Linked DNA regions of Homo sapiens: all the other regions are linked to region 1. A link is a loop called in an ENCODE intact Hi-C map of the cell type or tissue named here. Cell type or tissue: Caco-2. All regions are shown on one strand. Links, peaks and the distances in the headings refer to the core of each region. The heading gives the core; the rest is flanking DNA.

What was found. Peaks named below come from ENCODE experiments on the same cell type or tissue, not always from the same donor. Only the 100,000 strongest peaks of a DNase experiment are listed, where the experiment ranks them.
Region 2: it touches region 1 in a loop (2.4-fold over the local background); 2 of 110 quality-filtered maps call a loop at or near these places.
Region 3: a loop joins it to region 1, with 3 times the contacts of the local background. A loop is called at or near these places in 4 of 110 quality-filtered maps.

What each region holds. Positions count from the first base shown.
Region 1 is chr2:138,717,185-138,724,112 of GRCh38, reverse strand. All of the region lies in intron 1 of NXPH2 (neurexophilin 2), which reads left to right. Among named protein-coding and RNA genes, the nearest start is that of NXPH2, 60 kb to the left of the region's middle. In Caco-2, for the core only: no CTCF peak of the experiment used is centred there; a DNase peak (open chromatin) is centred at 3,672.
Region 2 is chr2:137,926,209-137,933,136 of GRCh38, reverse strand. It overlaps LOC101928273 (a long non-coding RNA gene), which reads left to right and starts at 5,205. Exons shown (of 3, transcript NR_120402.1): 1 at 5,205-5,235; 2 at 6,729-6,900. In Caco-2, for the core only: no CTCF peak of the experiment used is centred there; DNase peaks (open chromatin) are centred at 3,454 and 3,706.
Region 3 is chr2:138,370,995-138,377,922 of GRCh38, reverse strand. No RefSeq gene overlaps it. Among named protein-coding and RNA genes, the nearest start is that of SPOPL-DT, 130 kb to the left of the region's middle. In Caco-2, for the core only: a CTCF peak has its summit at 3,759 (motif pointing right); no DNase peak of the experiment used is centred there.

The DNA.
Region 1 (6,928 bases), core at 1,255-6,254:
GCCTTTCAGAAAGTGGAGGGTAGGAGGAGGAAGAGGATCAGGAAAAATAACTAATGGATGCTAGGCTTAATACCTGGGTGATGAAATAATCTGTACAATAAATCCCCATGACACAAATGTATCTATGTAACAAACCTGCACATGTACCTCTGAACTTAAAAGTTAAAAAAAAAAAAAAGAAATTATGACCCGAATGGTTTAGGAGCAATGGTGAAATAATCCGGGGGAAGTCAGTGTCAAATACCAGTCAGCAATGGAAAATGTGCTGGGAGGAAGGCTAGGGGAGGCCAAAAAGCCTGGAATCCGTGGCAGCTCAGCTGCACCCTGCTGTCATGAAGTAACAGCTGTGAGGTGTGGGCGAGTGGGTGAGCTTCTCTCCAGCACCACCTCTGAGAAGCGGAAATAATGATACTCCACCTGCAATGGTACTGTGACAATTCCATTGAGTACCAGGGTCCTGGCAGGAGGCGAGGCCCAATAAATGTCAGTTTCCTTTTATGAAGTAAAGCCAGGGGGCCTGTGAGATGCCCACCCTAGAAAAGACTAGGGCCAGGGTTCCACATGGAGATAGAACTTGGGAAAGCAGGGCTTTAGGAAGAACCAAGACTGCTCCCCTCACAGTTGGCTTAACATAAAAACTTCACTCAGAGAAGAGTGTCCTCATGGCGTAATCATTGAGAACTAGATTTCAGGGATAGGTTTGAGCCAAATGGGCTGATTTTTTCCCCTCAAATGCCAAGTATTCTGCTAAATACACTCAACCATGATTTTTCATTCATATTCCAGTATGTATAATCTTCAATGAATTTTTTTAAAATTTCCCCCTCCTGGAACTAAATCCTCTGCCACTGCTGTTTGCTTTTCAAGGCTTCATTAAAGTTCCTTGGATGAGGGCTTTGAGCTTTGAGAAATGGACCCAGTTTGTTTGTCTGCTTGCTTGCTTGCTTGCTTGTCTGTTTGTGTTGCTTAGCTTTGCTTTAATGTGAAACCCTACAGTAAATCTCCTCAGTCTTGTTGTGGGAAAGAAAATATCTTGTCTCAAGCACTTTTTGCCTTTGCTTGCCCTGGCAATAGATATAAAATAATGTGGTACTTAACCTTTTTGTTTTTGTTCACCCAGAAAACAAGTAGACAAGGACACAGCAGGCAATAAGCAATGGCTGAAAAATCACCCAGTGCCACTCTTGACCAGATTTTGCATATGTTGAGCACTTGCAGAGGCCTGAGCTACAGAGGCCAAAGAACCTCAAAGGAAGGTGGAAAGAACTGATGTTTTTGAGTAATTGTAGGCACTTTATTTACTTTGTTTTATTCTTACAAGACCAGCCAAAATCTCTTGAGCAAAGATCACACCTTGGCAATCCATCGGCACATGCTATCAGCACCACCTTCTAAACGTTATCTAGAATATAACCACTGAACACCTCTTCCACCTACTAGCCTGGACTGGGCCTTCTTCGTTGTTCAACTGGAATCATTGCAGGAATTCCTTAACTATTGGAAGATCTCTCCTCCCACTGTCCCCTACAGTCTGCACTCAACACTGCAGTCTTAGGGATCTTCAAGCCAGTTAGATGGTGCCTCTCTTCTGCCCAGGACAGCTTCCTGTTGCTCTGGTCAGTTAGAGAAGATCCTGGCCTGGACGCTTGCCCATGCTTACTGGGTGAGTCTTCACGCTGCCCTGCCCAGGCTCCGCTCCAACCACACATACTTCCTTGATTTTCCTTCCCCCAAGCCCAGCTTTCTTCTGCTGTAGGGCATTTGCATTTGCTGTTTTCTAGGCATGGAATTCTCTTTTTCCAAAATGTGTTCAAAGCTTATTTTCTCACTTTCTGCAAGTGTGTGTTTAAATATGACCTTCTCACGGATTCCTTTCTTGACCACCTTAAATAAAAAGCAGTTCTCAGTTAGTTTCTATCCTCTTGCTCACTTTGCTCTTTACCATCAGTAGCATTCTTTAATATGTATTTGTTTATTGTTGTTCTGTCTACTTCTACTAGTGAATTTCATGAGAGAGACACTAACAGATGAGACTGACTTTCTGAGAGAAATTAATTTACCTACTTATAGCATAAGTGGAGCAGCTAGCATTCAACTCCCAGTCTGACTGTCTGTAGCCTGTGCTCTTTCTACTGAATCAAGCAACTGACTTTGAAGCAAAAATAGCCATGCTCCCGCCATTGCTATTGTAGGTCTGCAAATTCAATAAAGACAGAATACTCAAAGCACACTACACTTTCATATCTACCTGCTGCATCTAAATCCTGCAAACTTACAGGCATTATCCCACTTGCTAACAAGGTTACTCAGCCTGGGGAAGTTTAAAGCTTTATCAGTTTTAGGTTTGCCGAGAGAGAAGAAAGGTAAGAAAGCGAGGCTGAGCCTAGCAAGGGCGATTCTTTAACTCCCATAGTTTGTGTCTCTTCTGTAGCTATTAAACATAGTCTTTTTCTAAATTAGTTTTTTTCCCTACATACATCATATCTCTTCCATTGTGACTTAAAAAATAAAATAAAATGATCCTCCTGCCTACAGTTTTACCACACAGCCCTACCTCCAAATTCCTCCAGTACATCCTCCATATTGTTGTCAGGAGGGTCTTTATAAAACATGAATCTTATTATTTTGCTCCATTAAAAAAAAACAAACTTCTATAATATAAAATCATGATTTCATGACCTAGCATATAGACTCTTTCCAATTGAATTCCTGTGTTCCTCTCAGTCTTCTGGCTGGCTCAGCTTTCCCCACCTCTGGCAATTTTTTTTTTTTTCAGACGGAGTCTTGCTCTATCTCCAGCTTGGAGTGCAGTGGTGCAATCTCGGCTCACTGCAACCTCCACTTCCCGGGTTCAAGCGATTCTCCTGCCTCAGCTTCCTAAGTAGCTAGGATTACAGGTGCAGACCACCACGTCTGGCTAATTTTTGCATTTTTAGTAGAGATGGGGGTTTCACCATTTTGGTCAGGATGGTCTCGAACTCCTGACCTTGTGATCCACCCACCTCGGCCTCCCAAAGTGCTGGGATTACAGGCCTGAGCCACCACACTCAGCCCCTCTGGCAACTTTTAATTTCACAATACAAAAGTATTTAATAATGCCCTGCATGCGTCCTTCAGTTTCACATTTACACACTTTCTTCTACTGCAGGCACTCTTAAATACTACCTTCTCTGCCCTATTTCCATCTGTTTTGCATTTTGGATTATCATTAATATCTAGCATCTCTTGAGAGACTCCAATGTGTCAGGCTTTGTCCAAGGGGCTTTGTATCTGGTTTAATGTTCACAACAGCTCTACTCAGAAGCATTTATCTATGTTTTACAGATAAAGGAACTGAAGCTCAGAGACCCCAAGATCCTATAACTAGAAAATGGGAGAACAGGGATCTGAACCGTATTTTCTTGCCACAGCGCCAGTGCGTGTGGAGCCAGCCCCCTGTGCTGCCGTGGCTCCTCTGCACCCAGGATTACAGTTCCTTCAAAGAGCTGCACACTCCTCACTGTCAGAGCCTTTTCTCTCTCTTTGTAGCTGCAGTGCCTCAGTGACCTGGTCATCCATTTTGCAGTGACATAAATAGATTTAATTTATGACTGTCAATTACGTCTTCACACCAACAGTCCTGGGGCAGTCAGCCCTCACTCTTGACTACGTGGCCTTGCCTCTCACCACCCCTTCAGAGCAGCCGAAGAAATGCCTGCTCTTCACCGAAGTTTGTTTGTTCAGTTTATAATGACCCTGGTCAGTGAACACTGCTGTCTGTAAATACTCATGTTTCGTCATGGCCTGTGAGAAAGTTTACAAGCATACTTGTTTTCTGTTACTGAGGATTGTATGTAAGAAGACAAGACTCTCCCAGTCATTGCTTTTGTTCTTCATACCATCAGTACGAGACCTACTTTGCATTGTCCTTCCAGTGGTGGCGATTGACCTCTGCTGATCTAACCATATAGCCTCTGTTTTTTTTTCAAGTTTTTTTTTTTTTAACCTTAAAACTGCATGTTTCATCTAATCCCAGAACATTTCAATAGATTTGTTTTTTATACTGGATTGAATGATTTGAAAGTTCATATGGAAAAATAAATGCAAGAATTCCCAAGAATGTATGAGGGAAAAAGAATAATGAGGTGGTACATGTAGTACCATATATTGAAATTTGCTTTAAAGTTAATGTAATAATTTTTTTATAAAAAGCTATTTGCACAAGAAAAAGTAAATAGAGCAGTGGGATAGAATCAAACCAAGAAACGTATATAAGTACATGTGGGATGTTACAATATGAAAATGAGAGTGTTTCCATTCCATGGGAAATAGTTTAATAAATAATACTGGCATTATTTGGCTATGAAAAAATAAAGACTAATTTTAATAATATATTTAAACATTCAAAGTTTTGTGGTTTTTGAGGGGATGAGGTCTTGCCATGTTACCCAGTCTCCAGACTAGTCTCGAACTCCTGGGCTCAAGCGATCTTCCCACCTCAGCCTCCCAAAGTTCTGGGATTACAGGCATGAGCCATAGCTCCCTGCCCATTTAAAGTTTTAAATGAAGAAAGTAACACTATACATTCATATACTTGCTTTTCTTACTTTTTAAGAAAATTACCTTTGTAATTAAAAAGTATGAAAGTTATTTAAAAGTAATATTTACATATTATGTATTATATTTACTTATTACAAACAGTAAAACAATTCAGAAGCTTGAAAAGTAAATTCCGAAAGACTCCTTTCTTCGCCTGTACCCTCAACCTGTAGCTTCTCCTTTCGGATATTTTTAAGTGCATTTACTTATATACATGCACACAGACATATAAAGAATTTTCTTACCTTTATAGGGATGATACTCTATTTTGCAAATTCTTTTTTTTACCTTAAGTATATATAATTGTGGATAATCTTCCACAAAAATATATATAGACATATCTCATTCTTTCCAAAGACCACTCAGTATTCCATTATATAGCTCTACTTTGAGTTATTTAAGTAATCTTTTATTAATAAAGGAGCTTGTTAATCAAAAATGAAAAGCTGTCTTTCTTACTGTATCTCTAATTCTCTCCCCAGGAATAAACATAAACAAGTGTTTTTGTGTTGTAATTTTTCTAGGGTTATCATTACAATTTACATTACATTTTCCTCTTCCTCCCCCACCCCCCAACTTTAGCAAGTAGCTATTGACTTCCAGATTTAGAAATTCTACACTCTAGTGAGACTGTGTCTCCCGTCTCCTGTACTTCCCTTTATCTGCTGTTCTGGGGCTATGATTATGTATTCCATGTGTAGTCTATAGGTTAATTCAAAGCTTTTGAACCAACTTTAAAAAGGCATTAATGGGATTATGCTTTTATAAATATTTACTACAGAACCAAGTTATGCTATTGGATTTATAGAGAATTAAATATATCATTAAGACACTTACCTTTAGCCACTCATAGGATAATGCCCCAGGCATCAAGGTCCAGTGGCTTCTCTTTTCATTTCCTTTTAGTTTTCTCCCTTTTCAAGTCATATTCAGCTGCTACCTTTCTGACTCATAATATATTTCTTTCTCAGTTGTTCTGCTGGACAGCCTTTTTGAGTAATGTTTTTGGAGAGCTTGTGAGGGCAACAAGCTTTCTGAAACTTGTATGATTGAAAATATTACATAAAAATTGTAGTTTCAACATGGAATTCTAAATTCATAGTCATTATCCCAGAGAGGGTTTTGTTTGTTTGTTTGTTTGTTTGACAATCTTTGCTTCTTTGAGTTTTAGTGTCCACTGTTGCTGAAGGGAAATCTGTTGTTAATTCTCCTTCCTTTATAAGTGGCCCCATTTTTTTCTCTCTCTTAGAAATTTTTTAAATTGTCTTTTCACTAATTTCAACAGTATGTAAAATTTAAGTATGTGTCTTTTCCCCATCAAACTCACTTAGCCTTGGTGAGGACTTCAATATGAGTGATCTAATTTTTCTTAAACCTAGGATATTTTCATTTCATTATTTATTATTATTATTCTCTCCTCCATCCTCTTTCCTATCTGTTCTCATCTCTTAGAACTTTTTTTAGTCAGCTACTTAACTTCCTGAACCCATTTTTTATGGTTTTACTTTCTCTTTTATTTCTTATGGCATTTTTGGTTTTGGTTGTTGGAAATTTCTTTGCTTGAGCTTCTAGATCAATAACTTGATTTTCAACTCTATTATAATGTTTGAGAGGTCTAATGACTTTGATTTCAGCAATCTTATTTTAATTTCCAAAAATTTCTTTCTTGACTTGTTTTGCAGTACAATTGCCTTCCTAATCTTTCTAAGGATAATATTTAGAATTTTTAGAGTTGTTTTTGATCCATTTGATTCCTCACATTTCTATTGATAACATTTAGAATTTTTAGGGTGATTTGGGATCCATTTGATTCCTCAAATTTCTTTTGATCTTTTGTTCATATTTCTGAAGCATACAGGTTGCTGCTCTGGTCTGGATGTTTCTGTCTCCCCAAAATTCATACATTGAAATTCTAACTCCCAAGGTGATGGCATTAAGAGGAAGAGGCTTTGGGAGTTGATTAGATCCATCACAAAAGGGTTTAGTGACCTTTTTCCAAGAGAGGTGCTTTTCCCTTTCCACCATGTGAGGATAGAGCAAGAAGGCACCATTTGTGAACCAGAAAACAGGCACTTACTAGATACCAAATCGGCTGGCACTTTGATCATGGATTTTCCAGCTTCCAGAACTGTGAGATGTTTCTGTTGCTTATAAGTTACCTGGTTTATGGTATTTTGTTATAGCCAAAACGGACTAAGACAGTTGCCTTGAGATGCCATATCATCAATACTGTTAAACGTTCTCCAGGTGATTCTCATGTGGGATAAAGCCATAGGAATGTTGCTACAGGGTCATAGGGTAGGTGTATGATTATGTACATTCTTCTTCACCTTGTCTTTGGTCGTTTAAT
Region 2 (6,928 bases), core at 1,081-6,080, 790 kb after region 1:
TCTCTTCTATGAAACAAGGAAAATAGTATCTGTCATGCCTCAGAGGATCACCACAAGCTTAACATATGTGGAAATATTTTAAAGTGTACAAGCCCCGTATCAATATTAAGGTCCCCATATGAACATGAAGACCTAAGGTTTACTTGGCTTAGTCCGAAGAAGCTTCCAGTATAAGGCTGGATTAGGAAAGATGAAAATGGAGACATAAAAGTTGGACTGGGGCCAGGTGCAGTGGCTCATGCCAGTAATCCCAGCACTTTGGGAGGCCAAGGTGGGTGGATCATGAGGTCAAGAGATTGAGACCATCCTGGCCAACATGGTGAAACCCCCCTGTACTAAAAATACAAAAATTAGCTGGGCGTGGTGGTGCATGCCTGTAATCCCAGCTACTCGGGAGTCTGAGGTAGGAGAATCACTTGAACCCAGGAGGCGGAGGTTGCAGTTAGCCGAGATCACACCACTGCACTCCAGCCTGGGCCACAGGAGCGAAACTCCGACTCAAAAAAAAAAAAAGTTGGACTGGGAGCCTTACAGAGTTCACACACGTTTGTAACATTCTTCAGATGTGGTCTGCACAAATTGGAGTTATTAGTCCAATTTTATAAAGAAAAATCATATTTTGAATGTAGCCGAAGAACTTCCTAATTAAAATGATATGATCCTTAAAAGGTTTTTTGGGGGTAATGGAGGGAGGATCAGGAGGATCAAAGTAGAATGCATATATTTGATAATAAATATAATATTTGGTCAAAGAAAAATAAAAGTTCGACCTAATCAGTTTGCAGAAATGCCTAGAAAATAAACCATCTTCTAAATATATAGTGATTTTAAAGAGGATAAAGTATGAGGAAAGGGTGGAGTTATCTGTCAGAAAAAATTATATAATTTTACAACATTTTATTTTTATTAAAACAGAGCATGGGTTAAAACCACCATGAGAATTAGGTCATCAAACCATCAACAATAGACTAATATTCCCCCCAAATTCCTATGTTGAAATTCCAATTCCCAATATGATGGTATTAGGAGACGGGATCTTTCAAAAGTGATTCGTGATTCATGAATCGGTGAATCAGATTAGTGCTTTTATTAAAGAGATGCAAGAGAGATCCACTGCAAGGGAAAGCCATTGTAAGAGAAGACACAGCGAGAAGACAGTCACTGTCTGTGAACCAGAAAACTGAGCCTCACCAGATACCGATTCTGACAGTGACTTAATCTCAACTTTCCGAGCCTCTAGTACTGTAAGAAATAAATTTATGTTGTTTATAAGCTATCCTGCTTATGGTATTTTTGTAACAAAAATGTTTGTAACAGCCCAAATGGCCTAAGATACCATCCCTAAGTAGGGCAGTCATCGTAAAGTAGTTACAACACAACAAAAACAAGGGGAAGACTTAATTGAAAAAATTCATTCCTGAGACGTAATAAAGCAGGTGAATTTAGTAATGGGAAATGATTCTGCAAGGGACTTTTAGCATTATCACCCTCCAGAAACATGTCAGAAAAATCTAGAGCATTATTCTCTGGGTGGGACAGATTTGGGAGAATGCATGCTACCTTATCAGCTCTCTGTTCCTCCCTGGGAGACTGATGCTTCCTAATGCACAACTCAATTCAAAGCAGCAATGTACTCTGAAGTTTCTTCTCTTTCTTTCTTTCTTTCTTCCTTTCTTTCTTTCTTTCTTTCTTTCTTTCTTTCTTTCTTTCTTTCTTCTTTCTTTCTTTGTTTGTTTCTTTCTTCTTTCTTTCTCTGTTTCTTTGCTTTTTCTTTCTTCCTTCCTTCCTCTTTCTTTCTTCTTTTCTATTTCTTTTTTCTTTTCTTTCTTCTTTTCTTTCTATTTCTTTTTTCTTTTCTTTCTTTCTTTCCTTCTTTCTTTCGTTTCTTTCTTTCTTTCTTTCTTTTTCCTTCCTTCTTTCCTTCCTTCCTTCCTTCTCTTTTTCTTCTTCTTGAGACAAGGTCTTACTCTGTTGCCCAGGCTGGAGTGCACTGGCGTGATTACAGCTCACTGCAGCCTTGAACTCCTGGCCTCAAACCTCTGCCTCCTGAGTAGCTAGGTCTACAGGCATCCACCACCATGCCTGGTTAATTTTTTAAAGTTTTTGTAGAGACAGGGTCTCACTCTCTCGCCCAGGTTGGTCTTGAACTCTTGGCCTCAACTGATCTTCCCACCTCAGTCTCCCAAAGTGTTGGGATTATAGGTATGAGCCACTGTGCTCAACCCAGAAAGTATTTTTATGTAAAAATAAATTATGCAATGGCACTTTATGAACTTCAAAGAAAAAATACTTTCTTTGTGTTGTTCTTGTTATATCTGAGAAGAAAAATGATGATTAAATTTCTAAATAAAACATATTCTGTTAATTTACAACTTTTCTCAAAATGGAAGAGTTTAAATTGTGATAAAAAGTAGTAGGTAGAGTGTACACCTATGTTCATAACAGCATTATTTACGATAGCCAAGATTAGAAACTACCCAAGTGTTCATCTACACATGAATGGAAAAATAATTTGTATATATATATATACATATATATATATGAATATTATTCAGCCTTAAATGGGAATGAGACTCTGACACAATACTACAACGTGGATACATCTTGCAGGCCTGATAAATGAAATAAGCCACAAAAAGACAAATACTATAAGCCCACTTATATGAAGTGTCTAAAGTAATAAAATTCATAGAAATGGAAAGTAGAATTATGTTTGCCAGGAGCTGAGGAAAGGGGAAAATGAGGAGTTAATGGGGATAGAGTTTCAGTTGTGACAGATGGGAAAGTTCTGGACATTGATTACACAACAATGGAAATTCACTTAACACTATTGAACTGCACACTCAAAAATGGTTAAGATAGTAAGTTTTATGTGTATGTTACCACTATTTAAAAAATTAGTTAAAAAATAGTAGACCGAAATTTATTTCTAACGGTGGCTTCCCACCACCATTTGGGGGGAGTTCTGTTGTGAAATTTTAGGTGATTTACTTTCTCAAATTGTACTGAGTCATGGGTTTGTTTTCCCATGGAAAAATTACTAAAAGAAGAGTGCGTGGAAACACATAACACTTAAGTCACTTCCATATTGCAAAGGTATGTCCATAAGACCTTTGACTTTGATAAGATTTGTAAAAGCTATGCGGCCTTTTCTTCCTCCTCACTCCATCCCGTCTCCCAGGGCCAGCCTGTTCCTCAAAAGAGTGAAAAACATAGGAAAATTACTGCCAATCATCCAACCAGACTATCTAAATGATGTAAAGTAATTATTAAATTTTACTCAGCCAATACACTGTTTGAGCTTGGATTATAAACCACTGTTTACTCTCACAGTGTCTGGCAAAAAATAGGCACTCTCATTTTGTTTTCAACAGACAGATGGTGTTTGCCCTTCTAGAGCTCAAGAAGGAGGGTGATCAAGCAAATAGGCTTAAGCACATTTTGAGAAAAGCAACATGGCGCACAGCCCTGGGGCAAGACTATGTCGGGCTCAGGACTTGAGTCTGTCATTTACTAGCTGTGTAATCTTGAGCAATTCACTTAAATATCCTGATCTTCATTTTTTTCCTGTGTGAAATGACATTAATAAACAATGTCTGTAACAAGAAATGTAAAGGCCAAATGTAAAGAAATGTAAAATCCTAAGTCCTGCATGCCTTCTACCACTGGTCTAGTCACATGTGCCAGCTGAACATTCCCTGGGCCGCAATTAATGTGACTGATGGTTTTATCCCTGGTTTTCCCAGGGTGAAATCTAGACACAGGAATCCTGAAAAATGCCTCTGTGGAAAGATAGATTGAAAGCAGGTCTTCTAAGGGAAGCTGCAGAATGTTTCTCCCTCAGCCTATAGTTTGACAGAATGATAAGATATCAAGATGAAACCCTGAAGACCTGAGGATTTTTCACGGATTTCATTATTCTATTGAAGACCTAAAAAAAAGTGGCTAAAAAAGATATTTTTAGAAATTGCTTTAATATGGTTTTTATTAACATTTATTTAATTAACTACATAAAATCTGTATATAAAAGAGGCAAAAGTTTATTCTTACTCTCAGCCAGACAGTTGCTGATAAGGTAGTGTTGACAGGAATCTCCCTGACTCAACAACCATAAATATGGTTGGAATGTGGTATTTGCTCTTCCTGGAAACAATGCTTCCCACTTACAGAGTTTGTATTCAATATGGTGTTAATACATAGACCTCATCCAACTATCTCTCTGTGGAATCTGAGCTCCTACTCAAGTCAATATCCTATAATATGCTAAACAGAAAACCTCCTGTATTAGTTTCCTGAGGCCACCATAACAAAGTACCACAAACTGGGTGGCTTAAACAACAAGAATGTATTCTCTCACTGTTGTGAAGGTCAGAAGTCCAAAATCAAGGTGTGTTAGTAGGGACACCCTTCCTTGGAAAGCTGCAATCCTTCCTTGCCTCTTTCAGCTTCTGATGGGTCTTGGCATTTCTTGGTCTGTGGCAGCATAACTCCAGTCTCTGCTAGAGTTTACAAATGGCCTTATCCCCTGTGTCTTTGTATTTTTCCATCTTCTCATACGGACACCTGGCATTAGATTTTTGTGTGCACCGTAAATCCAGGGTGGTTTTATTCCAGAATCCTTTTTATATCCCAAATATATCTACAAAGATTCTGTTTTCAAGTAAGGTCACATTCTGATGTTCCAGGTTGGAATGGTCTGAATGTTTGTATACCCCCAAAATTCATATGCTCAAACTGTTTTTTTTTTTTTTTTGACACAGTCTTGCTCTGTTACCCAGGCTGGAGTGCAGTGGCACCATCACGGCTCTCTGCAACCTCCACCTCCAGGGTTCAAGTGGTTCTCCTGCCTCAGCCTCTTTGGTAGCTGGGATTACAGGCGTGTGCCACCACGCCCAGCTATTTTTTGTATTTTTAGTAGAGATGGGGTTTCACCATGTTGGCCAGGCTGGTCTCAAACTCCTGACCTCAGGTGATCCTCCCACCTCAGCACACCCAAAGTGCTGGGATTACAGGCATGAGCCACCACGCCCAGCCCATATGTTCAAACTTGATCCCCAATGTGAGAGTATTAAGAGATGCAGCTTTTCTTTTGGGTCGGGGTGGAGGTGGGGGTGATTAAGCCATGAGGACAGATTCCCCATGAATTGGATTACTGCCCTATAAAGAGGCTTCAGAGACCTTGGTCAACCTTTCTTCCGTGTGAGGACACAGCAAGAAGGCACCATCAATGAAGCAGTGAGTAGACCCCTGCCAAACGCTGAATAGGAAGTCATCTTGAACTTGCAGCCTCCAGAAACTATTAGCAATAAATTTTCTCTTGTTTATAAATTACCTAGTCTATGGTATTTTTGTTATAGCAGCTCAAATGAACCAAGACACAGATGTACATAAATTTAGGGAAAAATTATTCAACCCACTATACCTCTTTCCTTTTTTACTAATTCGTATTTAATTAATGATGCATGTGGTTTATTTAGTGACAACAACATCTATGGTCAATATGTGAGACTCTCAGAAGAGGAAATGTAACCATCAGCAGCCAACAGAAAGTGGGGGGCAATAGAAATTCTACCTCATTCCCCAAGTTAGAGAAAAAAAAAATCACTGCATGGAGATATGAAATAATGCTTTGTGGGTCTGTTTTCCTATAGCTTCTGTATATGTCAATCTTCTATGCTCAGCTTTCTTTGTATCTTATTTTTTAATTTTAGTATAAAAATGAATGTTTTATTGCCTTCAATTTACCATTATTATTTTTTACATCAGTTGTTCTTTGTGTGTGTGTATGTGTCAGATTTAGTTTTCTGGAGTGTGAATGCATGTGGTGTGTGTGTATGTGTGTGACCTAAATAAGTTTATCTCCTGAAAAGAAAGCAATATCAACATTTAAAGATTAGGTTAACAGAACTCACTTTATTAAATGCCTGGTATGTGTCCAGGCCTTGAGCTGAGGAATAAGAACAATGATGAGTAAAGACCATCCCTGTTCTCAAGGTGTTTGTAGACTACAAAGGAGCCTGCAACCTTACAGCAAAAATAAAGTAAATAAACACAAACCATGGAGCATGTTGCACTCACAGAGGTTCATTCTCACCCATTTTGAAGATACTGGGAGTAATTGGAACTTTGTTGAAGAAAACAAGGAGATCATTTCTGTTTTGTCTGTGCATCACCATGACTACCTAGCACCATGGAGAAAGGGACCCCCTTTCAGAGCACAAACTCTGACCACAGAGGGCCTTTGTCTATCCTTCATTTTACTCTAAACTTTTCTCAAAATAACCATGGATGAAGCTGGAAAACATCATTCTCAGCAAGCTAACATAGGAACAGAAAACCAAACACTGCATGTTCTCACTCATAAGTGGGAATTGAACAATGAGAACACACGGACACAGGGAGAGAAACATCACACACCAGGGCCTGTCAGGGGTTGGGGGCAAGGGGAGGGATAGCATTAGGAGAAATACCCAATGTAGATGACGGGTTGATGGGTACAGCAAACCACCATGGCACATGTATACCTATGTAACAAACTTGCACATTCTGCACATGTATCCCAGAATTCAAAGTATAATAAAGTAAATAAATAAATAACCCTTTGTGAAGCTGTACTTCTGGAGAAAAGCCCACACAACTATGGGACATTAAGTATGCATCACAAGTAAGATTTTAAAAATAATTTAAAAAGTATTATTTCTGCTTTTGTTTCCTTGTCATTAAAAAAGGTTTCTGTCTTCCTCAACCCCTCAAGATCAGCGCTTTAGCTGCAAGTAAATGCCTTCTTGCATTGGATTCTTCCCATAAACTTCCCTGCTCATTTCTCCCGTGGATTGGGCCTTCTATGACTGCACATATATAGTCGCTTCAGAATAGAAAGCCGCTTTCTCCCTTAGCAAGGTATGGCTTTTCCGATGTCCCCTCTTGC
Region 3 (6,928 bases), core at 1,103-6,102, 350 kb after region 1:
ACCATGGCACATACATACCTACATAACAAACCTGCACATTCTGTACATGTATCCCATAACGTAAAGTAAAACAATAATTAAAAAAAATCTTGTTGAAGTGAACTAAGGTTTTTTTAAGATCACTCAGACTATGACAGAAATGAGGCTAGTTCTATATCTCTTGATAATTTTAGTCAGGTTTATTGAGAGAAAGTTTAAATATAATAAAATCAGGCCAGGCATGGTGGCTCATGCCTGATTCCAGCACTTTGGGAGGCCAAAGCAGGAGGAGTGCTGGGGCCTAGGAATTTGAGACCAGCCTGGGCAACATAGTGAGAACTCATCTCTACAAAAAAAAAACAACAAAAAAAAATTTAAAAACTTAGCCAGGCATGGTGATGTGTGCCTGTAGTCCTAGATACTTAGGTGGCTGAGGTGGGAAGATAGCTTAAGCCCAGGAGGTCAAGCTGCAGTGAACCATGATCATGGCACTGAACTCCAGCCTGGACAACAGAGTGAAACCTTGTCTCAGAATAAATAAATAAAATAAAATTCACCTTGTTTATGGACTTGAAAAGTGTATATAGGCATGTAACCACTGCTAGAATTAAAATATAAAACATTCACATCCCCTCCAAAAGTTATTTTGTGCCTCTTTGTAGTCAATTTCCTTCTCTTCCACCTCCAGGCAACCATTGAAGTCTTTGTCATTATAGTTTTGCCTTTCTAGAATATTTTAAGAAGAGAAGCATATATCATATCATCTTTAGTATCTGCCTTCTTTCGCTTAACATAAAGCACTTGAGATTCCTCCACGTTAATGCGTGAAACAATAGTTCATTTCTTTTTACTGGTGAATAGTATTCCACCAAATGGCCAAAACACAGTTTGTCATCCATTCACCAGTTTATGGAAGTTTAGGTTGTTGCCATTTAGGTTCTTTTTAGCAATTATAAATAATGCTGCTATAAACATTTGTGTACATGTTTTGTGGGCACTTAGCCCTTTAACTTGGGTAAATACATAGGAATGAAATTGCTGTATTGTATGATAATAGTATGTTGGTGGTATGGTTGTGGGGTGGTAGCAGAAGGGGAAGGAGGGCATTCTCTGATGTCCTGGTATAGGAGAGAGTTTCTTGGCCTTCCCCAGTGGTGACAGCTCACTTCTAATGGCATGAATATAAGATCCTGAGGCTGGGCCCAAGACTGTTTCCTGGCCCTCCTCCAGGGATAGATAATTTTTCTTTTTTATTCCGTCATCAACAATAGGTTTTTAACCTGTGCCTGGGAGTGACAAGGTTTTCTGCCTCTGTTACAGAGGCTCAAGGCTTTTGTTCTTTCTGAGAGGATGATCTGGGCAGGGTGGCTGGGGTTCATGCTTTCCCCATAGTGGCTGCTCTTCCCCTTCTCCTGGCCTGTATCATCTAAGAGGGACTCTCCCCAGTTACCCACTGTGCCCCCATCTTTTTTATGAGTACCTCATGGAGGTGCCTGGAGATGAGCCTGGGGGTAAGCAGCAGCTCCTCCCATGTCTGGGGCTGCCAGGGATTCTACACTGTCACAGCAGGCCACACTCAACCTCCACCAATCCTTTAAGGTTCAGCTGGTTCCTTCTCAGCCAACTGTATGGCAACCAGTGCCTTTTTCTCCCATGCTTTGCCCTCTCTGAGCCAATCCACTGGTGCTTGATTTAATTCAATTTCCTTCAAATATAAAATAAAATTAAAAGCAATTCAACATGGCATTTTTTTTTTTTTGTGATGACAATTCCTGTGGATTCTATTTTGGGGAAACAATGGAAGGAAACATGATGGTGGAGGATCAAAGACTGAATCCCATAAGACGTGGTTCTCAAATGAGCCTCCCCTAGAATACTGGGGTATTGCTAAAAAATTTAACCACGTTGGTATCTTCTCAAAAGCTCAGAAAATATTAAGTTTATGAGTGGAATTTTCTGAATGTGAAGTTTTTGCCTCATAATTTGCTATTATTTTAATAGTTTGGTAACTGCTGCTGATTGTTTACTCGGTGTATGCAGCTAGATAAGCAGTGAGCACAAAAATGGCAATCTGGACAGCTAATGAAGCCCTTTCACCACCTCATAAGGTAATTGGGTTCATTGTAGATAGTTTTAACTTTGTAAAATATCCTTTTCTGAAAATTTCTGTGTATTCTGAGAATGTGGAGATCTGTATCATTTTAGAGATGTTAAAGAAATTTAGCATTTCCTACAGAAACTCAGGAGTTTGTGGATAAATCCTACAAAGCAAAGTGGATGATGTGGCCCAAAATTAAGATCAGTAAGAGGTCTTTGATTTCAGTCTCATGTTGTTTCTGTTACCAAGTAAATTTTTACTGTCATGGCTCATGATATTTCAAGTCATTTGAAAAGCCAAGATTTCAGCAAAGTCTGTTTGAAGACCTAAAGAGAAAACATGTTGAGCCTAAATACAAAGCTTGTACCCAATGGTTAGGGGAGGGTTCAAAAGATTTTAATTCATGCCAATTTTTATCGTGTAAAAGGAGATGGGGAGACTTCCAGGACTGATTTGAAAAGAGTTGAAACATAATCTGAAGAATTTTTAGCTTTTGTTAAATTTAATAAGTGAATAATAATTTTGCAAGGCATAAGGTGTCCATGTTTATTAGAGCTGAAGACATTCTGGGACCTAAGATCCTCCTTCAAATCTAGAGTCTATGTATATATTACTTTTATATTTAAACATATGCAATACAAATATACCTTGGTTGGTACTCATATATATATATATATATATTTTTTGTAATATTCACCACTAAAAATTTTGTTTCTAGTCGATAAAATAGACTTCGGTATGTCAATATTTCATGGTACTCCACATTGTGTGCGATTTCCATGCAACTTATCACCTGTGTTTGAGTTGGCTTCTGTGAGTTTTCACATGATTTACCTTGGATATTGGGGTGTCATCCTGAATTTTGGGCTGGAAAGTGACTGTGGCTTAATTTCCTTATCTATAAAATGGGAATGATAATCATGCCTCCTTTATAGGGCTGTTACGAGAATTAAAGAAGGCATTGCTTATAAACTCCTTGTTACAGTGTCTAGCCATAGTAAGCATTCATTAGAGTTTAGCTATCATTAATATCTGAAGTGGTCATGGGATTATTTTGCTGGTCCTGTAGAAGAGCTATACATCCTTGGTGACATTCCTCTCTTTCAAATGGAGGGAACAACGGTGAAATATTATTGGCCTATTAACTGTAAGCATTTATTTTTGTGGATCAATTGGCATAATACTCATTAATCTATGTCACAACTGTAAAATACTCTACACACATAATATGTTGGAGTTGCAAAGTTAACAACTACTCACACCTAGAAAAAATTATCATTGTTATTTTATACACCTATTATTTTAATACCAGCTGTCAAGTTTTATTTTATGCTTTTTACTGTTTTATTCTTCTTGGTTTATTTATTTTTTATTTATTGAAATGTTTAGGGTACAAGTACAATTTTGTTACATACATAAATTGTATAATAATCAAATCAGGGCTTTTAGAATATAGATTTATTTTCAATAAAAAGCTTTTCTAACCTTGAATTTAAGATACCACTTTCTATAATTTCTTTCATGTCTGACAAGCATAGGTGTTAGTGTGGTATTTTAGTGTAGTTCAGGTTATATAGTCAATTCAGTAAAGCATCTCAGAGTTCTAAAATCATCCTTTGGGTGGCAAGCCTTGGCCAGAATGTCAGTCTAATTCTGCAATGGTTTTCCAGTTATCTTTTTTCTCTTCAGAGCCAGCAGAGGGAGCACCAGTCTCTCCCTATCTAAACAATCATAATGGCTTTTAAACATATGGTGGGCCTTTCATAATTAAATTTTTAAAAAGAGATGGAGTTTAAATGAAGATATAAAACTCAAAGTATGAATGCGCATTAATTACCTTAATAATGCTGCCAAGTTTAAACTGATTCAAAATGAAAATGCTCAAGACTACAGGTCATATGGAATGAAACTGGGAGTTATCAGGTAACTTTAACACAACCTAATTTAGAAAATACTGTCAGAAGTAGAAGAGAGTAGAAGGCTAAGAATGCCTGAAATTATTTAATAAATTTTTTTTGAGTTCTTGCTATGTTTCAGATCATGAGCTAAATTATGGCATTATAAAGATGAACCAGAGTTAGTCTGGGGAGGTAGGCAGGAAAAGGTTAGGAAAAGCCACTTGAAGAAAATAATGCCTAGTTTCTAAATAAGAGTTCTAAATAAAATGTTTGTTGAATGAATGAATGCTAATAATATGTGTATTAATAATACAAAATTATCATTTTATATGACGCTTGAAAGTTATGGTGCTTCTACATACATTACTCATTTAATTACACCTAGGACAGGTTTAAGGTCTCAGAGATGGTAAATTGCATATGTAGGTCACTAATTACAAATCAGTGAGCTTTATAGTCACTGTATCTGGTGTGTACAATTTGTCTTTTTAAAATAAAAAATATCTGCTTGCAAATAGATTCTTAGAAAATGAACATATTTCTTTAGTAATACACAATAATCTCTTTTAAACGTTATTTTTTTTCAGTTAGTGGAAAATAATTTAAAACTATTAAGTACCCATGTTTGAAAAATCAAGAAGGTTTGCCAGTGGAAATAGATCTAAATATAAAGCAAGAGTCTAGGCAAGAGTTTCCTTGATGAGATCATTAGACAAGTCTTAGTTGAAGGAAGTACAGGGTTATACTATTCAGAAGATTTCATATATTAAGGAGAAATGATCCAAGAAATTTTACTAGTGGGTCTGATAGAATGTCTAGGATAATATGTCATGTATATCTGTGCTCAAAATTTCTTTGAATTTGTCAGATTAGGCAACTCACCTAATATTCAGAACTAAATTTTGGATCAGAAAAAAAGTTATCCAAATTAACTTTGAATTCATTCAACTTTGTAGATAAACTTTAGGATATTAAAAAAGTAAAGTAAATGGATATTATGATGCCTTTTAGAGCCATAAATAGGTGCCTAGATCTTTCAACAACCATATTACTCTTACCAGGGATGGACAAGAACTCAAAATGTATCAAACACAAATGAAGCATCTGAGGTTATTAAAATTTGATTTGGGAATAGAACAAAATACATCTGTTCTGGTTTTAGGTTAGATATGGTGATTTCAGTTTTACTCAAGATAAGACATAGCCTTTGACCCTATCACTTCTGCATTCTACTTCCAACAATTAAATATTTTAAAAATTGGCATGGATTGTACAATCACATAAGATAATTTACAATAATCCTTTTAATGGGCCATTATAGAAGACAGGTAGATCAGTAAATTATCTGGATTCTGAACTATATCTTTGAACTTCACTGGACTAACAGCTTCAGGGATGGTCAAGATAATCACATTTGTATCTCCTGATCTGTCATACAACAAGTTCTCGAAGAATGTTGAATGAACAATTAAATGAATAATAAATGAACATTGAGTGGGAACACTGGATTTAAAAAGTTACTTTTTTTTGGTGAAGTCAATCCTCCATGCTCTCTTGAGAATTTACATCCAAAAGTAGATCCTTAGTTTTCCAGGAATACATGTTCAAGATATAAAACTTTCATTATTTGAAAAAAAATCTCACCAGAGAGATTTTTGTCTCCTACCTAAAAAGAAATGGCATTGCCACATATATGTACATTATCAGAAATAATATCATAGCCAATGACCTTCAGAGTTATCACAGTAAGTCTGTTGTCAAAATTTCATCTTCGTAATGTAAAGTGGTCTGAGAAGTCAGTGATGCAGATATGTACATTCTTTTGAGGTTTACCTCTTCCCAGAAATCTTTAGTGATTTTTTAACCTGGTGGCATAAACTCAGTACAAGGAAGACAGAATTCTCTGATCTGCAACATAACTGGGAAGGAGACTGAAGAAAGCAAGAAGGAGGACAGAACAGATGGGAGAGAAAAGAGATGTGTTTGTCAGTAGAATGAAAATGCTGAAGAAATGCTCTTTCTGCACTCCCATCTCCAAAACCTTGACCATCTCAGATATTACCATCTCCCAGGAAATTCCTCAAGTAAAGTCTTCTGCCAGAACATCTCATGTTTTCCTTATGGCACATACTTAACCCTATGTTGAGATTTTTTAACTTTTAATTTTGAAATAATTTTAAGTTTACAAAAGAGTTGCAAAGATTGTATGAAGATTTCCCATATATATTTCATCTTGCTTCCCCTAAAGTTAACATATTACATACACATAGTAACATGGACATTAAGAAATTAACATTTGTCAATAATATTATCTAAATTATTGTTTACTTCAAATTTCCTGTTTTTCTACTAATGTAATTTTTGTTGTTGTTCAAGGATTCAATCCAATATACTACATTGTAATTAGTCATTGTGTCTCCATTGTCTTCTTAATCTGTGGTAGTTCCTCAGTCTTTTCTTGTTTTTCAAGACCTTGATATTTTTGCAGAATACTGGTCAGGTGTTTGTAGAATGGTCCTCAGTTTGGATCTGTCTGGAGCTTTCTCATATTTAGACTAAGGGTGTAGATTTTGGGAGGAAAATGCCACATGGGTAATATGTCCTTTATTGCATCCTCTGAGGGGATACATGATATCAGTATTTTTAATTACTGGTGATATTAACGTTGGTCACGTGGGTGAGATGGTAACTTCCAGGTTTCTTCATGTAAGTTTACTATTTTTTCTTTTCCATAGAGTCTGTTTCTTAGAAGTGTGTTAATAAGTGAGTCACTAGGTTTATTTAAGTGATGGAAAATTAAACTCTTGGAGGAAGGAGTATTTAAGAATTTATAGTTTAATTAGATCCCATTTGTCAATTTTGGCTTTTGTTGCCATTGCTTTTGGTGTTTTAGACATGAAGTCCTTGCCCATGCCTATGTCCTGAATGGTATTGCCTAGGTTTTCTTCTAGGG